3 separate regions of the Mus musculus genome follow, and all the other regions are linked to region 1. A link is a loop called in an ENCODE intact Hi-C map of the cell type or tissue named here. Cell type or tissue: left cerebral cortex. All regions are shown on one strand. Links, peaks and the distances in the headings refer to the core of each region. The heading gives the core; the rest is flanking DNA.

The links. A loop is a pair of places that touch in the nucleus more often than their neighbours do. Peaks named below come from ENCODE experiments on the same cell type or tissue, not always from the same donor. Only the 100,000 strongest peaks of a DNase experiment are listed, where the experiment ranks them.
Region 2: it touches region 1 in a loop (2.3-fold over the local background); 14 of 42 quality-filtered maps call a loop at or near these places.
Region 3: a loop joins it to region 1, with 4 times the contacts of the local background. A loop is called at or near these places in 9 of 42 quality-filtered maps.

The regions. Positions count from the first base shown.
Region 1 is chr13:65,308,119-65,314,031 of GRCm38, forward strand. It overlaps the pseudogene Gm3800. Among named protein-coding and RNA genes, the nearest start is that of Zfp369, 32 kb to the left of the region's middle. In left cerebral cortex, for the core only: a CTCF peak has its summit at 2,953 (motif pointing left); a DNase peak (open chromatin) is centred at 2,819; H3K4me3 peaks cover 862 bases.
Region 2 is chr13:65,173,962-65,179,874 of GRCm38, forward strand. It overlaps Nlrp4f (NLR family, pyrin domain containing 4F), which reads right to left. Exons shown (of 10, transcript NM_175290.4): 10 at 3,150-3,702. Among named protein-coding and RNA genes, the nearest start is that of Gm24130, 19 kb to the left of the region's middle. In left cerebral cortex, for the core only: a CTCF peak has its summit at 2,411 (motif pointing right); a DNase peak (open chromatin) is centred at 2,418; H3K4me3 peaks cover 336 bases.
Region 3 is chr13:64,436,128-64,442,040 of GRCm38, forward strand. It overlaps Cdk20 (cyclin-dependent kinase 20), which reads left to right. Exons shown (of 8, transcript NM_053180.2): 3 at 1-179; 4 at 366-487; 5 at 639-701; 6 at 1,262-1,385; 7 at 1,750-1,905; 8 at 2,654-3,594. The coding sequence ends at 2,851. Among named protein-coding and RNA genes, the nearest start is that of Cdk20, 6.5 kb to the left of the region's middle. In left cerebral cortex, for the core only: a CTCF peak has its summit at 3,168 (motif pointing left); a DNase peak (open chromatin) is centred at 3,143; H3K27ac peaks cover 227 bases.

The DNA of each region.
Region 1 (5,913 bases), core at 592-5,591:
GAATGGAAGATAAAATAAAATTTACATTACAAGAAATGGAAGAGGTTGGTCAGAGAAAACTGAAAAACTACCAAAAATAGCTGATGAGAAATATGAATGTAAAATTTATATTTGGAAAAAAAAAAGTGAGACACGGCCACTCTTACGTAGCTCTGGCTGTCCTCAAACTATATTGACAAAGCTGGGTTTGAGTTCATGAGTCTCCACCTGCCTCTGCTTTCCAAGTTCTGGGATTAAAGGTATGAGCCACCATGCTCCCCCCTTTTTTTTTGTTTTTCTGGGATGGCTCTTGTTTGAGACAGAGTCTCACTGTATGTGTAGCTATAACTCTTCTGGAACTCACTATATATACCAGGCTAGCCTCATACTCAGAGTTCAACCTGCCTATACTTCCAAAGTGCTTAGATTGAAAGCATGCACTACCATAGCCAGCTATGAAATTTTTAATATTAAATTTGAGTATGCACTTAAGTAATAATGAGAGACAGCCGCAAATGGAAGAATAAGAGTCTGTATGAATTGCTTATCTTATCTTGATTTAACTTTGGCAAGTGAAATGTACTAAGCAAATTATACATTTACTTTAGAGGCAGAGTGCTGGTTTTTAAAGTACATCCTTAGGTTCCTCTGAATTTCCTCCATGTCTGTTGTTATAGCCCTCTTTTGTTTCTCAGTTTGTTAATTTGGATAGTGTCTCTTCACCTTTTACTTAGTTTGGATAAGGGTTTGTCTATCTTGTTCATTTTTCTCAAAGAACCAATGCATTGTTTCATTGATTTTTTAATTGTTCTCTTCATTTCTATTTTATTGATGTTAGTCCTGAGGTGGTTATTTCTTGTCATCTACTCCTCATGGGTGTAATTGGAGCTTTCAAGTGTACTAAGTTTCTAGTATAAGGGGGGTTTTGTTGTTGTTGTTTTGGTTAGTTCTGTGAAACTAGATGTTCCCCGGTGTCACGATTCTTAAAAGATTAAAATCTGAGGCCTGGGGCCCAGTGCAGAGCAGTCCTACTGGCCCGGGTGCATGCTTGCACTCTCATCTTGGAGACAATACAATGACTGCACAATGGCAATTCCGGACTCATGCTTGACTTGCAGAGAACGTTTGACAGGAATGAATAGAAAATGAACTAGAGCCAACATCGGGACTCCGGGAAAGGAAATAACTTATGAAATGAGTTTTGCACAGAATTTGAGAGTGGTTCCTGGATGAGCAAGTATAGAATATTTAAAATCTTATACTCGTAAAACTAGGTCAGAGCACGGGGACTCTCGGGAGAGTCACTGTGTGCAGTGTGCTGAGGTGGAAAGCCAGTGGAACCTCTGAGTTAAGGGTTGACTTGATTCTTTCTGGCTGATGCCTGGCAGGTTTGCGCACATCATTTATCATTAGAGCTTCACAGGAAAACGCTGACCTCGGAGGTCTGAGCTCTGAAGCATAATAAGTTAAAATTTAAAATTTCAACAATGGTAAGTTTGCAATTATTATTACTTTGGCCAGAAGCCTGGGAATAGGGAAGGTGGAAACTTTGGGGAACAATTGTAATTCTTGATTCTTTGTGGGATTCCCTTATTCTTTTGAATTTGATTTGCCAATGAATATACAGTGTCTTTTTCTACCTGCTTTTGGAGTGTCAATAAAAGACTGGGGCAAGAAGGCGAGAGAGCCTGAGAAGAGCAGGTGGAGAGCGAGTGAGTGAAAGGAGAATGCATGTGGAGTGTACTTGTGTGGTGTGTATGAGGCGTGTTTTGAGGCATGTGTGAGGCATGTGAGGTGTGTGTGTGAGGTGTGTGGTGTGTGTGTGTGAGGCTAGTGTGAGGCATGTGGGACATGTGTGAGGCGTGTGTGTGAGGCATGTGTGGTGTGTGTGTGTGTGAGGCTAGTGTGAGGCATGTGGGACATGTGTGTGGCGTTTGTGAAGAGCGTGTGAGGTGTGTGTGAGGCGTGTGTGAGGTGCATGTGTGAGGCTAACGTGAGGCGTTTGAGACATGTGTAAGGCGTGTGCGAAGCATGTGTGAGGCGTGTGAGGTGTGTGTGAGGCATGTGTGTGAAGCACGTGTGAGGCACGTGTGTGGCATTGTAAGGCGTGTGTGTGAAGCATGTGTGAGGCTCGTGTGAGGAGCATGTGAGGCTTGTGTGTGAAAAGCACACAGAAGAAAGCAGAGCGCGCAGCCTTGAGCTGTGAGAAAGAGAGTGAGGAGTGCAGAGAGTGAGAGAGAAACTCTAAGCCTTGAAAAACCGCCTGTCAGCTTGCACCCAAAAAAGCAGTCTATGTCTGTTTATTACGTGCCTCCCAGATAGCCCCACTTCCAGGTGAGAACTCCGATCCCGAGCCGAGGCTAGACTCCTCCGCTGTTCAGGATCACGAGTCTGGCTCCAGGTTAGAAATTCATTTCATGGCCTCTGAAAGGTCCTTGGTCTTTGTTTTCTCCCTGTGGCCACAGGAAGTCATTTATAAACCGAGGAAGAAACTTTATTTCCAGGTTTCCGCGAGACAGAGGTTGAACTTTATTAATTATCAATAATAATAATTTTTTAAAAAGCTGTGACTCGGTTCCTGCTTCCTGGCCTCCACCACGGTTTGGCGCGAGGAACGGGGAGTTCGGCGGGGGCTGCGGCGCTCACTCGCGGCTCCCCAGGAAAACGTGGGTTTTCTTTCTCATCTCTTCTAAAGTTTAAGTAAAATGTTCATTTCTTCCAAAAAGAAAAATACTTGAGACAAGACTTTAAATCCGCCTCCGGCGAGTGAGCATGCGCAGATTCCCAATCCTATTCTTGTCGCCTCAGGCGACCATGACGCCAAAAGGTCAAATGTAAAAACTGAGAACAGGTAGCTTAGCGGTTAAGGGCACAAACTGTTCTCCCAAAGGTCATGAGTTTGAATCCCAGCAGGTGCTGTGATATTTTGTACCTTCTTTTGGTGGCTGGACAAATGACTCCGTGTCTAGGAATCTGGCTCCCTCTTGTGGCCTGCGGGTATAAAAGCAGACAGTAATCCGTATACTTAATAAATAAATACATCTTTAAAAAAAAAAAAGAAAAAGAAAGAAAATTCCCTATGGAAATTTCTTATAGATTTGGGAATGATGACTGGATGAGCAATCCTGCTTCCATTTATCCTTCCAGGCGTCTTTAAGAGCTGAGGGTCTGCTCTCGGGGCGGCTCAGAGGGAGACAGAGATGAAGCAAGGTCAGGCGTGGTAATGGGACGAGCTCATCACTAGTGGGCAACCTTCCCGGGATGGGAACTAGAAGTAGCAGCCCCATGCCAGCGCCTACGGCAACTTAGGGTCGTGGAGGTCCGGGCGCAGGGCCAGAGCACTCGTGCTCGTTCTCCCGTGTGGCGGGTTGGGGTTCCGTGGGACGGGCAGGGAGGCAGGGCAGAATGGCAAGGGCGGCGACCCCTAACGCTCAGCAGGATCCCAGCAGCAGGCTTGGCCACCTCGGAGAGCTTAGGGGTCACGCTTTGTCACACCCACGGCTCTATCCTCCCTCGGGTCTGTACAGCCCGTGCCTGGGCCCTCCCCTCAAACCTCTCCCACCTCTCTCTTCCCCCTCCAGCTTGGGTCATGCAGCTGTCTCCGGGGCGGGGCGAGGAGGCGGGGCTGGAGGGTGGCCAGAGTTAACCCGGGGTCCCTGGATGTCATGGTGATCACAGTCCCTGGCTGCAGTGACCAACAACCACCTATGTGATCCCTGACCTATGAATTGGACCCCAACTTTACACCTGACCCCGACATCATATGTAAACCCCAACCTTTGACCTCATCATGACCTCTATTGCCCTGTGACTGGATGACACTGTTCTGTAACCTTGACATGACCCCGACACTGTCCACCTCACTCCAATCCAGCCTCAGCCCTGCCCACTAGGCACTCTCGGTTCTGACCCCTAACCCCCACCGCATGCACCAGTGATTCCCTGGTGACATTGGGATTCCGCACATACCCCCCCCTCCAATGTCACATGCCTTGGCCCAGGCTTCCTGGGGAAGGGGGGCTGTCACTCACCACTCTGGGTCCCATCATCATCCAAAGGCCTCGCTCAGGTTGTACGCTGGCTTGGGTGCCGAGGAGCAGAGCTTGGGCAGGGTCGGGGTGTCTTTGGGTCAGGAGTCACATGGTGGGGTGCCAGTGTGTCACACGTGGCAGGGTCATGGGTGACGGGATCAGGGGTCAGGTGGTCAGAGGTCATTGGTGAAGGTTCAGCCTCAGTTTTAATTGACAGCTCAAGAATGGAGAGGTCATGAAAAAGAGTTGAGGCTTGGCGTGATGAAAGCCTATGAGAAGCTATTGGTGGGGCCTATTTGCAGCAGAAGACCCCACTTGTTAGAGATGCCAGTACCACGGTATGATCTCCAAGAATAGCAGCATCAGTGAAGTGGATCCACCTGAGCCTAGAGTGCTGCAGAAAGCAGAGCTGGAGACTTGAAGCCAGCCCCTTGGAGGAGGCCAGAAGATACTGTCTTTGAACAATAACCACTCCAAAATTTTAAAGCTCCTTGTATCAGAGCCAAGGCTTGTAGTAAAACTCCTTCAGAGGGATCAGCTGATAAAATATCCATATAAGGAACAATAGACAGTGCAAGATTCAATGTCCTGACTTCTTGTATCGAAGCAACAACAAAATTTTTTACATAATGGAAAGCTATTAGCCATTCCTTGGGGCAAAAGTTTCAAATGAAGTTGCTTCATGGGTACCTAAAAGGGAGTGAGGAAAGGGACATAATAAAAGGGTGGGTAGGATCAGGTATGGGAAGAGACAAGAGAGAAGTACAGAGGATCAGGAAATATAAATACTTAGCACTAGAGGGTGGGGAAGTGGGGGTAGCCTCTAGAAAGTCCCACATACCCGGGAAGTGAGAGGTTCCCAGGACCCAGGGGGAATGACATTAGCCAAAATATCCAACAAAGGGGAAATAGAACCTGTAGAGACCACTTCCAGTAGATAGGCACGGGCACCAGTTGAGGGAATGAGCCACCCATCCTTCTCAAAACTTTTAACCCAGAATCATTTCTGTCTAAACACAGGCAAGACCCCATCAGAAGAGTTAGGGAAAGGACTGACAAAACTGAAGGGGACTGCAACCCCATAGGAAGAACAATATCAACCCACTGGACCATAAAGAGCATCCAGGGACTCCTATCAAAGAGTTTATATGGAGAGATGCATGGCTCCAGCTCTATATGTAGCAGAGGATGGCTTCATCTGGCATAAGTGGCAGGGGAGGCCCTTGGTCCTGTGGAGGCTTGATGCCCCAGTGTAGAGCGATACCAGAGCAGTGTGAATCTAGAGTGGGTGAAGGCAAAGAGGGTGATGGAATGGGGTGTGTGTAGAGGAAATGGGAAGGGGATTTTCATTTGAATTGTAAACAAATAAAATGACTAATAAAAAGAGGAAAATGTCTCCATTATATTAAATTAATATCTTTCTGATGACTACAACAGAACAGGAAGGTCATATAATAGTAATTGAGAGAAAATAGCAAAAAAAAAAAAAAAAAGACAAAGGCAAGGCAACTGTGGTAAGTGCAACAGTGGTGTATGTAATTCCAACTAAAATGTTAAATAAGACCAAATAAGATGCATATAAAGAAAGCATCCTCTTCCTGTAAGTGGCCAGAGGTCACCTGCCAAGATGGTTTGATACTCTCTTGACCCAGAAAACCCCACAAAATCATGCAAATCAAGAGGTTCAAACCTTTGCGTTCAATTTAATAACACCTGGGAAACTGCCCAGGCCATCAAGGGTATGCATATCCGCAAAGCCACCAAGTATCTGAAGGATGTCACTTTAAAGAAGGAAGCAATGTGTGCCATTCCAGCGGTATAATGGTGGAGTTGGTAGGTGCGTCCAGGCCAAACAGTGGGGCTGGATGCAGGGTCGGTGGCCAAAAAAGAGTGCTGAATTTTT
Region 2 (5,913 bases), core at 522-5,521, 130 kb before region 1:
ACAAATCATGGTACCCCTGGGCTCAGAATGACTTACAGATAAGAATCCCAAGTGTTTGCTGTGGCGTTCAAGCCCTCTGGAAGGGGTTTTTCTGCTTTCTTTCCATTTTCCAGCCACATGGGCTGCCTCCTCTGTCTGCCGAGTGCCCACAGAGAGTCTACAGGCACTGACATTTTTCACTTGCCCATTCTTCTTTCTTCATCTGGACTTTCTTTGCCCTAGGCGCCAAGATGTCCCGAGAAGTCTCCCACCCTCACTTGTATCCAGTAATGGCCCATCCACTGCACCCTCCTTTCCAACTCTCATCCAACACTCCTTTTTTTGTTCAGTCCAGTTGCTGGTTAGCTGGATGATGTTCCTATTCTAATGTTAATTTTGCTTCTTCAAGAGGGCTTCCCCAGGCGAGCAGTCCATCATGAGTCAGGTGATCTCTTATGAACCTTCTCCCCATTTTAACTGGTCAATAAAGGCTAGAATCTGTGATTGGGCAATGGAGGGGAAAGGTGGGACTGGAGGTTCAATGGTGGAGGCAGGTAGAGAAGAAGACAACAAGAGAGAAAGGAAAGAGGACATAAGAGGAGGAAGCATGATGGACCAGAACCATGTGGCCAAGAGAAACCATAAGTAGGAAGGGGATTTTATAGCTGGGGAATAAGTTAGTACAGTGTTGTATCTGCCCAATCTAGGCATATAGCTTATAATTATAATAACTGGATTCTGTGGTTTTTATATGAGCTTACTGGGGTTGGAAATTCCAACAACACTGTCCATCTCAAATTCCAGATGTTCTTTGTTCTACCTTCTTCAAAGGATTATTATTTCTTCCTTAAAAGGCAGTGACCCCTATTTCCATCCCCCCTTGTTGTTTTGTAAGTCATAGGTGTTTAAAATATTTTTGCTAGATTGGGAAAGTCATCCTGTGTTATGATCGAGAGAACTAGGAGGACCCAACTCAGGTCACAGGAATGAGAAGCTGAACTTAGGCTGCCTTAATAAATCAGCCTGGTCTTATTTTTTTCCTAAACAGAAGGGTTTGTATATGTATTATTGAACTAGCCTATTTATATAGAATCTTACAAATATGGGAAAATCCAGTGTTTTCCAAATAAAACATGTCCATCTATTCAAATAGAAATCATCTTGTCAGTTTAATATAAGAGCTTAATACCATATATAGATCATATATATACACATATATAATATACCATATATATATAGTATAGTGATATATATATATATGTATATGTGTGTGTGTGTATATTCATTTAAATTCATTGAGAATGGACTCAAGCTAGTAATGGGTCATAGCCATAGAAGTTTTGTCTATACCCATTACTTGATATGCAATACCTCATTTGTAATATATAAATGACATCACACTACTTACTAGAGGAAAAACGTATAGAGATGAAGAGATTATGATGACAACAGATCAAGGCTGTATAATGCCCAAATCTGTATGGCTCACCTGCCCAGGGACCAGGTAACTTCCTGGAATGCTAGAGGTTGTAGTTCTTGGAAAATAACAAAGTCCCATGGGAAAATAAGTGTACTATAAGTTTGTCCTTATAAACTCCTGCAACACATGGCTCAAAATGTACAAGGCCACAAATATAAATTCAGGACTCCATTTTGAGTTGTGTATGGTGGTTTTCATGGCTGTAATCCCAGCATTCAGGAGTCAGAGGCAAGATGATTAGATGTTTGATCTGAGGCTATCCCTTATCCCCAACTGAGGTTACCCCACCTGGACGTCTCTGGTTCCCACACCCCGCCTCCCAGGCCACGTCCACAGTGATAAGGCGGAGAGGATCTCAGACCCCGCTCACTCAAGGAGGGGGTAGACGGGCTGAGCAGACGAGGATATGAGAACAGGTGCAGAGCAACGTCAGGGGAGTGTGTGTGTGTGTGTCACACTCGCTCTTCCACAGAGACACGTGGACTAGGGACACGGGAGACGGGGTGGACAGAGAGACCACTGGGGCGTCGGGTCATGCCGTGTCACGTCTCCTCCCAGCCCTCTTCTTTCAGTGCAGGGACGAGGCAGTCTGGCGTCCCACGGACATCCCGGGATGGGCCAGCCTCGGACCGCGTCCCCGCCCGCCCGTGCCCAGTTCTGCCCTCGAGGTCTCATGAGGTCTCAGGGCGGATGGAGCGTCCATCCATCCCTGCGGCTCAGAAAGAGACTGCGTCCCGCGGAACACGGTGCATGCACGCTGGCTCCGGTCAGCAGAGATTTCCACGATATCCCGTGTCGTGCGCATGTCCCCATCGGTCCCACCCGCGCTTCCTCTGTGCACTCTCTTATATTCTAGGAAACAAGGGCTTGCCGTTCTAGGGCTGTGGCTCAGAGGTTAAAGTCAGCCCCTTCTTGAGTTTTTCCCAAAATTCCTGTCTTTCTACTAAATGGCCACACGGTGGCGCCATGGAGGCCTGACAAAGACCAGTGATGTCTGGATAGCTGGCCTTATGCTGGATGATCACGCTCATTCACACTCTCAATCTCTCCCTCAATCTCTCCCTCTCTCAATCTCTCCCTCCCTCTCCCTCTCCCTCTCCCTCTCTCTCTGCCTCCCCCCTCCCTCCCTCCCATTTTTGAAACTAGGATTGAGCCTAGCACACAGTAGGCCAGCTTCTCTCCCCAAGCCAGATGCCCAGCGCCTCCCCAAAGTAGCAGCGCCCTGGGCCATCCTTACCGCAGATCTGAGCACGCAGAAGACACTCTGCAGAGGAGCTGCATCCGACTATGGCTTCTGTGTGGCCGAGCCGTGGCCCAGTGTCACGAGTGGATGAGTTTCATGGCTGCTCGTGCCCGGCTGGGCTGTGGACGCCGCTGTCTGCATCCTTCCCCACCCCACATACCACATGCCTAGCACAGGCTGAACCCCACTTTCTGGGGAGGGGACCCGATGCTCAGCTGGATGTAGAGCGGGCTGCTAGGGTCCTGTGCTCCACACAGGGCTCCTCTGTGTAGCATCCCCTGCCACTCCACACGCCTCTGCCCTGGGCCCAGAGGTACAACCATGGCCTTTGCAAGTACCTATGCTCATTTACACACACACACACACACACACACACACACACACACATCCACACACACATATCCACACAACCATTTGTGCATTAACATTTGAGATTAGAAGTCAGTAGACTTGGGAAATGACTACTATTCTTTAATATAAAACACAAAACAGCAGCAATTTCCATTATCTGAGTATCCAGTCTATACCCCTCTGCTGAAGGCTTCTCATGCATAGCCAAATAAAATTTCCCCAAAAACTTTTTGGGTAACATTAGCCTGGACCTACACTTTAACTCCAATAAATAATCCAACAAAAGGCAAAACTCTTGTTAAGAGATCCTAAAGCATTAAAGATACTTAACATTGTATTGAGTGTTAAGAAACTTGTATGGGAAAAAAGTCACTATAAAGTAGTCATTTTAGCATGAATATCTTTGAATGGCCTCTCTGAAACTGTAGGGCAAACAAAAAACCACATCTGTCTTGCAAAAACACATCTGAATAAGGTATAAAGAAATCATATCTCATTGGACAGTTCGCCCATGGTTCTTGCATCAGAATCTCCACCCTTCTTTTCTCCGTCTGCTTCCACACTGCCTCTGATGGTCAAGAAGTGATTTTTCTTTTTCACAGAAAGCAGAAATGCCTGGAATTCATTATCAAAGTCAGTAATCCACAGTCTAGAAAGATGGAGAAAAATAAACAGCATCAATTCACTCTTCCTTTATGATTTAAAGGTTTTTTAATGTGTGTGTGCCTGTGAGTTTATTGTGTGCACCATGTGTGTGCAGGTGCCTGTAGAAGTCAGAAGTTGCCAGAACCCATGGAGCCTGGGCTACAGCAGTTGTGAGCAGCCATGTTCGGTGCTGGGAACTAAAGCTGAGTCCTCTACAAGAACAGCAAGTGCTCTTAACTGAAGAGCCATTTCCCTAGACCCTCACCCTTTCCTTTTGTACTTCTTTTCTAAGGCCAAGTTAAGGAGATGCTGATATTCCCTCTAAATGGAGTGACACATCCATGCTATGAGATGGTGTGCTGATACATGTTTGGCATCCATACTCTTTCATAAAACTGGTCTGGACTGGGGACTGGAGAGATTGCTCAGTGGTTAAGAACACTGGCTATACTTGTGAAGGCCCCAGGTTTAATTTCACACTGCAGCTTACAACATCTGTATCTCCAGTTCCAAGGCATCTCATACCATCTCCTGGCCTCTAAACCAGAATATACATGCAGGCAAATTATCCATACACATAAAATTTTAAAACTTAAGGAAAAATTAATTTGTTGGTTTGCCTGTGTGTGTGCGTGTGCGTGTGCGTGTGCGTGTGCGTGCGCACGCGCGCCAGAGGTCACTATCAGGATTCTTCATTAATCTTCCACCTTATGTTTTTGAGACATTGTCTTTCAACAAACCTGCCATTCATAGGCTGGTTGGTCAATAACCTTAAGGGAACCTCCCTCTCCCTGGCGCTAAGGTTATAGACATATGCTGAAGATCTGAACTCAGGTTCTTCTACTTCTGCTGCAAGAACATTACTTAACTGAGTCTCTTCACAGTTTCTGCTCTGGCCATCTCTATGCTATGAATTACACCCCATCGGTCCAAGTGTGGTTTATTCAGTTTGATATCAACATTCAGAATGGTGGTAGGATTCTAATGATTCCATCTAAGCCTGAGGGTTTTGCACAGAAGACTTGAAAAAAGGAGTGAGGATTTTTTTTATTCAAGCCCCAAACAATAATTCTTTTCATAATATGACTGTCTGGTCTTAGCCCTTTGGCTAACTGTTCTCATGCATGTGTATCTACACACATACAACCACAGTCACAGACAACACACACACACACACACACACACAAACTCTGTTTCCTGCCTCTGTTATTGTTCTGAATTAACTCCTTTCTAATTATTGAAGTAAAATACCATGACTAACCAACATTCAGGAGGAAGGGCCGGTTTGCCTAAAACCCCCTACAGTTCCAGCAGGGTAAGAGTCTATCACCATGGTGGCAGAGAAGAGTGACAGGAGGAGCAGGAAGCTGAATCACATCTTGAAACATAAGCAATATGTGGAGAAAACGCTCTGGGAATGGTATGAAGCTTTGCAACCTCAAAACCTGTCCCAGTGACATGCTTTCTCCAGCAAGGTCACACCTCCAAAGCCTGCCCAAATGGCAATATCTACTACAGATCAAATATTCAAACATCTGAAACTATGGGAGGTGTTTTTATTCAAACCATCACATTATGTATATTTCTATGTTTAAAGTAGCTTTGTCCTCTAGGAATAAACCATGTTCCTAGGGCATATGTTAATTGTAGTATATGTCTGTCTCAGACTTTTACATGGTGGAATGAGAGGACACCATAGAAACTTACTTGGTTTCATAATATCTATCACATTGTCTGACACCTGTAATTTTTTACTTTCTCATGTCAAATAACTCTTACTTTGCAGATCAAATCTGAGGAACTGATAGCTTGCCCAGGGTGCAGAGTAAACATGACTGAATTGGAAACAAATGCAAAGCTGGAAGGCTCAGAAAATTCCATGTAACTCACCTCTTTCTACTTCCTTATGCATCCACTCCAGCTTGGTACCCTCTTAAAGTCCAACCAACACAAAGAAAGAAAGAAATCTTGCAGGCAACTCAACATTTCCAGAGGGGAGGGGAATTTGCAAGAGTAAATCTTAAAGAAGTGAGCTTTTGTGTTCTTCCAGGAGAGACAACTAGAGTTATAAATATTATAATCCAACATCTGGCAGACATATTCAACCTGCAACTCATGGGCTAATATGCAGCTATGAAAAGGTCTAGCACAAAAGAATAAGTTTACTCAGAACAATAAGATTTTTTTCTATAAGCCAACTGCATATTTTGAGTTT
Region 3 (5,913 bases), core at 563-5,562, 870 kb before region 1:
TGAAGGCTGTGTTCCCACATGGTGCGGGCTTTGTGCTGGCTTTCGAATTTATGCTGTCGGACCTGGCAGAGGTGGTGCGCCATGCCCAGAGGCCCCTGGCCCCAGCACAAGTCAAGAGCTACCTGCAGATGCTGCTCAAAGGTGTTGCGTTTTGCCATGCCAACAACATTGTGCATCGGGTTAGTACCAGTATGGGCTTTGTTGGGCCGGGGTGAGCTAGTCCTTGAAGAGGGTGCAGTCAGAGGGTCTTGAAGTAAGCAGCCAGAGGTATGGCTCTAAAGGAAATGGGGGCCTGGCTGCCTATCCCCCTGTCCCGAAGCCCTGACTAGGTACAGGGGACTGATGCTTCTTTTTTGTATGCACAGGACCTGAAGCCTGCTAACCTGCTCATCAGTGCCTCAGGCCAGCTCAAGATAGCTGACTTTGGCCTGGCCCGGGTCTTCTCTCCGGATGGTGGTCGCCTCTACACACATCAGGTGGCCACCAGGTAGTGGGGCTCTATCCCTGCCAGCCCTCTCACTGGGGAAGAGATACGTCTGCACCTTCTGTCCAGGCATGGGCTGTGGGCCTGGGATGTAGCTTCTTATCAGACCAGCACAATCCAGCTGTGATCTCAACCCCTTTTTCCCCTCCCCCAGGTGGTACCGAGCTCCTGAACTCCTGTATGGCGCTCGGCAGTATGACCAGGGCGTTGACCTATGGTGAGATACTTGGGGCAGGTGAGGGTCATGTGGGCTGTGGGGATGTTCTGTCTGGTTAGAGAGTAGTCTGAGCAGCTTTGGATCTGTGTTCTTCACGCTGATGTTTCTGAGTTGGTGTGGGGAGGGTTAGGAGGCTAGTCTCAGGTGAGAGGCTTCTGGGAATGGGGTAAGGTAGTCTGGGGTACAAGGCATGTAGTATGTTTTGTCATCTGAATTGAGGATGAGATAGTTGTGAGCTAAAGTGAAGCTTGGGTCCCTAGGTATGAGGGTTCAGCATTTTGGGGGACTAGGGAGATAGTTTGTGGTGTTCAGAGGTCTGAGATTTGGGTTATTTTGCATTTATGCCCCGCCCCCAAATCGAGGAGGAGCTGGGTAGCCCAGACATGAGGCTCTAAGAGTCCTGGAGCTGCAGGACTCTGTTCTAGATATCTGTGGAGGAATGATACATGGCTGCCCTGGGAACCTCTGGACCTTGATCCTGATGTGAGGTGTTAAAGCTCGTGTGAGTAGCTTGATCACTCACGTGTGACATCTCCCACCGCTTAGCTCTGTATCCACAGGGCTGTGGGCTGCATCATGGGAGAGCTGTTGAATGGGTCCCCCCTGTTCCCGGGCGAAAACGACATTGAACAACTGTGCTGTGTGCTTCGCATCCTGGGTACCCCGAGTCCTCGAGTCTGGCCGGTTAGTAGCAACCATTGTTGCTGGGGAGGGGCCACACTTGCTCTGTTCCCCAGTAGGAACTGGCTTCTCCCTATGTAGGTGTCTTGGGCCCCACTCCCTCTTGACCAATGAAGACCAAAGTCTTGGCGCTGCAGGAGGGACAGGTTTTATCTGGTCTCAGTAAGCTGGGCAAGGAGCAGGCCTTAGAGAGTGGGGGGAGCTGAAGGAGAGAGCCATTGTGGGTGGTGATGGACTCTGGGCTGAATGAAGAACAGAATGAACACCTGATCAGGTGGGAGAGCTGGATCAGGTGTGGTGGGAGAGCCTGATAAGGGGTGGTGGGCGGGGCTGCTCTCATTGCCTTTTTTTTCTCCTCTGGGCTCAGGAGATCACAGAGCTGCCTGACTACAACAAGATCTCCTTCAAGGAGCAGGCACCAGTGCCCCTGGAGGAGGTGCTGCCTGATGCCTCTCCCCAGGCCTTGGACCTGCTGGGCCAGTTCCTCCTCTACCCTCCACGACAGCGTATTGCAGCCTCCCAGGTAGGGTTAAAGGTTGACCCTTGACCCTGCCAAGCCAGAGACGCTTAGAACCCGCGTAGGGTGGAACCCTTGGAGGTGGGGTTTTGATGGAGTGTTCTCCAGGAGGCTTCGGGAGAGAAGTCAGTGACCCCTGCCCTCTGTCCAGCCCCTCCCCCTTGTCAGTGGGTCTTGCCTGCAGTTGCAGGTGTGAGTGTTGTCTCTTTCTCACCCTGACTGCTCTTGCTGTGTTCCTAGCCCTCCTGTGTTTGCTCCTCTCAAGCCCTAGGCTTTCCTTTGGGCTTGTGCTCCTGGGACCCAGCTCTTCAAAGCCTGCAGCATCTCTCTAGTCCTCCTCAGCCTTTCCACCCAGCTTTATTATATGGTTTGTCCTGGGAGACACGAACGAGTGTCTGTTCACTGCAGAAAGGACACTGATAACAAATCTGACCTGAGTCGGGCTTTAGTATTAGGTACTTCCTGGGACTTGTGTGTTTTCAAGGAGCCTCCTGCCCAGAGGGAATGTTTCAATTGGGAAGGAATAGCTAGCTACACCACAAGCTCTCTTTGTTGCCGGGGACATACTGTGCATTTTGCCCCTTTCTCTGGTTTATGTCTCCCACCCCTTCCTCTGTTGGCAAGAATTTTTGGCTCACTGAAATGTTCCCAGCTGTTGGGACAGTGCTCCAGACATAGGCACGTCGGCAAGGTTTGCTGAGTCAGTTGAATGATTTTGGGGATACATAATGACTGGATTTCTTGCTACCCCCAGGCCCTTCTGCATCAGTACTTCTTCACAGCGCCTCTGCCTGCCCATCCATCCGAGCTGCCAATTCCTCAGCGCCCAGGGGGACCTGCACCCAAGGCTCACCCAGGGCCCCCCCATGTCCACGACTTCCATGTGGATCGACCTCTTGAGGAGTCACTGTTGAACCCAGAACTGATTCGGCCCTTCATCCCAGAGGGGTGAGATGCTGGTCCAGGCCTTCCTGCTCGCCCTAGGAGCACCTCTTTCTGATTTGCCTCCATGGCCTCCCCACGGCTATATATACCACACCTGGTCCTGCTCCTTAGTGTGCTTGAGGGCTGGGCTCTGGGAGGCAGAACCGTGAGATGTTCATCCCAGCAGAGAAAGAGACTCACGTCCTACAGACAAAGCCTCCAGAAACTGCTAGCTGTGTCCTTCTCCAGGGCCACCCCTCAGTGGTGCCACCCGGCCTTAGAGATGATTGTCAGGCTCTGTCCCCTCTTCAAGGACATTGGTACTACAGCACCACCTGGTGGAAGCACAGAGTATAAGCTGTCTTCATACCGGGGACACAGCTGGGAAGTCAGACATGTTTTAGTTTTGGTTCCACTGGGTCAGGATTTGAGGTTCATATAAAAGCCCTGGGTGTTTCTGTCTAATTGCACCTTGTCTGTTGCTGTTAGGGAAAGGACAATGGTGGGCCTTGATTCACAGGGGTCAGGTACTCAGAAGAGGCCTCCTGTGAAGGCCATTTGGGTCCTCAGGCTTCCCATGCTATTCACGGGACTTGAGTGCTCATTTGGGAGCGAGAGTCCAGAAGCTGAGGCCCAGGGATGGACAGTCCAGTTCCCGAAGCACACTTCCCACATGTCGGGTGGGTCAGTCAGTGAGCCTGAGGCTGCCTTGCAGATGCGGAAGCAGACATTCCTGGAATCCACTCAGTAAATAAATTCCAGTGTGACTCAGCCAGCTTGTGTTTTATTTCATAGGGATATATTAAGATGAGTCTAAAACAGTGACTCTCTACCTCCCAATGCTGCAACCCTTTAGTTCTTCATGTTGTGGTGACCCCCTGCCCCAACCATAAAATTATTTTTGTCATACTGCATTAACTGTAATTTTGCTACTGTTATGAATTATAATGTAAATATCTCACATGTGATTCCCAAGGGGGTCAAGACCCACAGGATGAGAACCACTGGTCTAGATCCTGCGATGTCGAGGAGGGGGGAGCAGAGAGAAGATGATAAAAGGACTTGTGTGTTGGCCATTCAGATTTACTGCAGGGTTATATAACAACTAAGACAGGATATCGTTTCAGGGATGGATTAGATAGGATCTTAACTATCCATTATTCAGATACATAACAAAATCTGGTAGTGGTTGTGGTGTATGCCTGTAACCCCACTCAGGGGTCTGAGGTGGGAGGGTTCCTAAGAGTAGAAGGCCATGCTAGGCTACAGTGCAAGATCCTGTCTCAAAAAAATGCATATATGTGTGTATATGTGTATATATGCATATGTATGTACATGTGCATGCATGTATATAATATACACACATAGGAGAGATGTCATATTTTTAAAATGTTTGTTGTAGGCCTGACATGAATTGGTTGTTCTGTGAGTCCTGGCAGCACAGAGGTGACTAACAGGGCTGGCTCCTGGCCTGAATGCCTACAAGGAAGAGCGCAGATGCTGTTTTCAGGATTATGATGCCTTCATAATCCGACCTCTGTTTATTTCTCTGGTCACATCTTTGCAAATTCTAAGGACAGTTGAGCTCCATTGACTTCTTGTAGCTCTTACGTACACACAGGTGGTAGCTTGTGTCTGGACTCTGTTTGGAAATAGTTAAAGGTACAGGCTAATAAAAAGGTAGCCCATTTGGTGATTTCTAAACCGATGCCTTCAGTGACCTCTGCAAAACCTTTCTCTTCTTCTTTTAAAAAGACTTCTGTGATAACCAGGCACACAGGAAACAGTGAAAGGAACAGAAAACATCTGTGGGTTTCCAGATGGTGGACTCACTAGAGACGGTGCAGTAACCACACGTCTTGGTACTTTGTAAAGTGATAAGGTAGAATAGAGTAGGCACAGTTGAAAACCATGTAATACCTGTAACAAAGCACAAATATACAGCATATAGTAGAATGGTTTTACACTCCCTCAACCCCTGTCTGGCTTGATCTTTTCAAGATGAGAAGATAAGGTCGGCTTTGAACTCCCTTTGTGGCAGAGATGATCTTGATATCTTGTCTCCATCTTTCCAGTGCTGGGTCACAAGCCTGTATCACCATCCTCAGCTCATAGTAATTTAAATGCTAAGAGTAAATGTTCTAGCTGGAACAAAGGTGGCTACTTGTATTAAAAAGGAACTGAAACAGGTATTTTCCAGAGTGGAATTATAAATATCAAACTTCTACAAGTAACAGGATAAAAAAATGTGGTATAGTTTGATATCAAAGCAGACAAAGGCAATTGCTGGGGATAATAAACTCTAATGACTTGGCAAAAGTTTCTACCCGTATGCATACAATATAGATTGCCCCGCTTTTGACACAGTCTTGTGTAGCTGAGGGTAGCCTTAAACTCACTATATAGGCCAGGATGACCTTGAACTCATCCTTCTGCTACCCATCATGTGCTGAGATTGTAGGTGTGAGCCACTGATTCTGGAGTCTTCAGTGCTGGGATTGTGTGTGCTGGACAGGTACTCTGCAAGAGCTATAGTCCCATCCTCTTTTCTAAGACTGGTCTTGATATCTAGACCATGTTTCCTGGAGCTCATGTTTCTCCGTCTCTGACATAGCTAGGTTTACAGGTCGATGCCACTATATCCAACTTCAGGTCTTAGGACAGATGTGAGTAGTGAGAGAGCTAAGAATAGACAAATGCAGGAGAATCCAGAGTCATTCTGCAGGGTTCTGGAAGCAGTTCCCAGTGGACACTGATGGAGGGCTGTGTTTTATTGCAGTGCCAAAATACTTGGTGGGTTTAATAAAGTGGGACTTAATGATATTTCTTTGTATGCTGCCATTTGTATTGAGTTACGGTATTTCACAGGCTACATTTTGTCTCCAGAAGGGAGCCAAATTTGAGGAATTTGCAGAGATTGCGCCCCCAAGTCCTCACCCAGCACTGGGAAGTCTGTAACTAGTAACAAAATGTGCACGGCCCTAGTTTATCAGGAGGCTTCATCCAGGTAAAGGATTTGACTGTGACCTGGTTCCTGGTCTCTCTTCATTATTAACCTAGGCACTAGCCTAGGATAAGATTCCAAAGCTA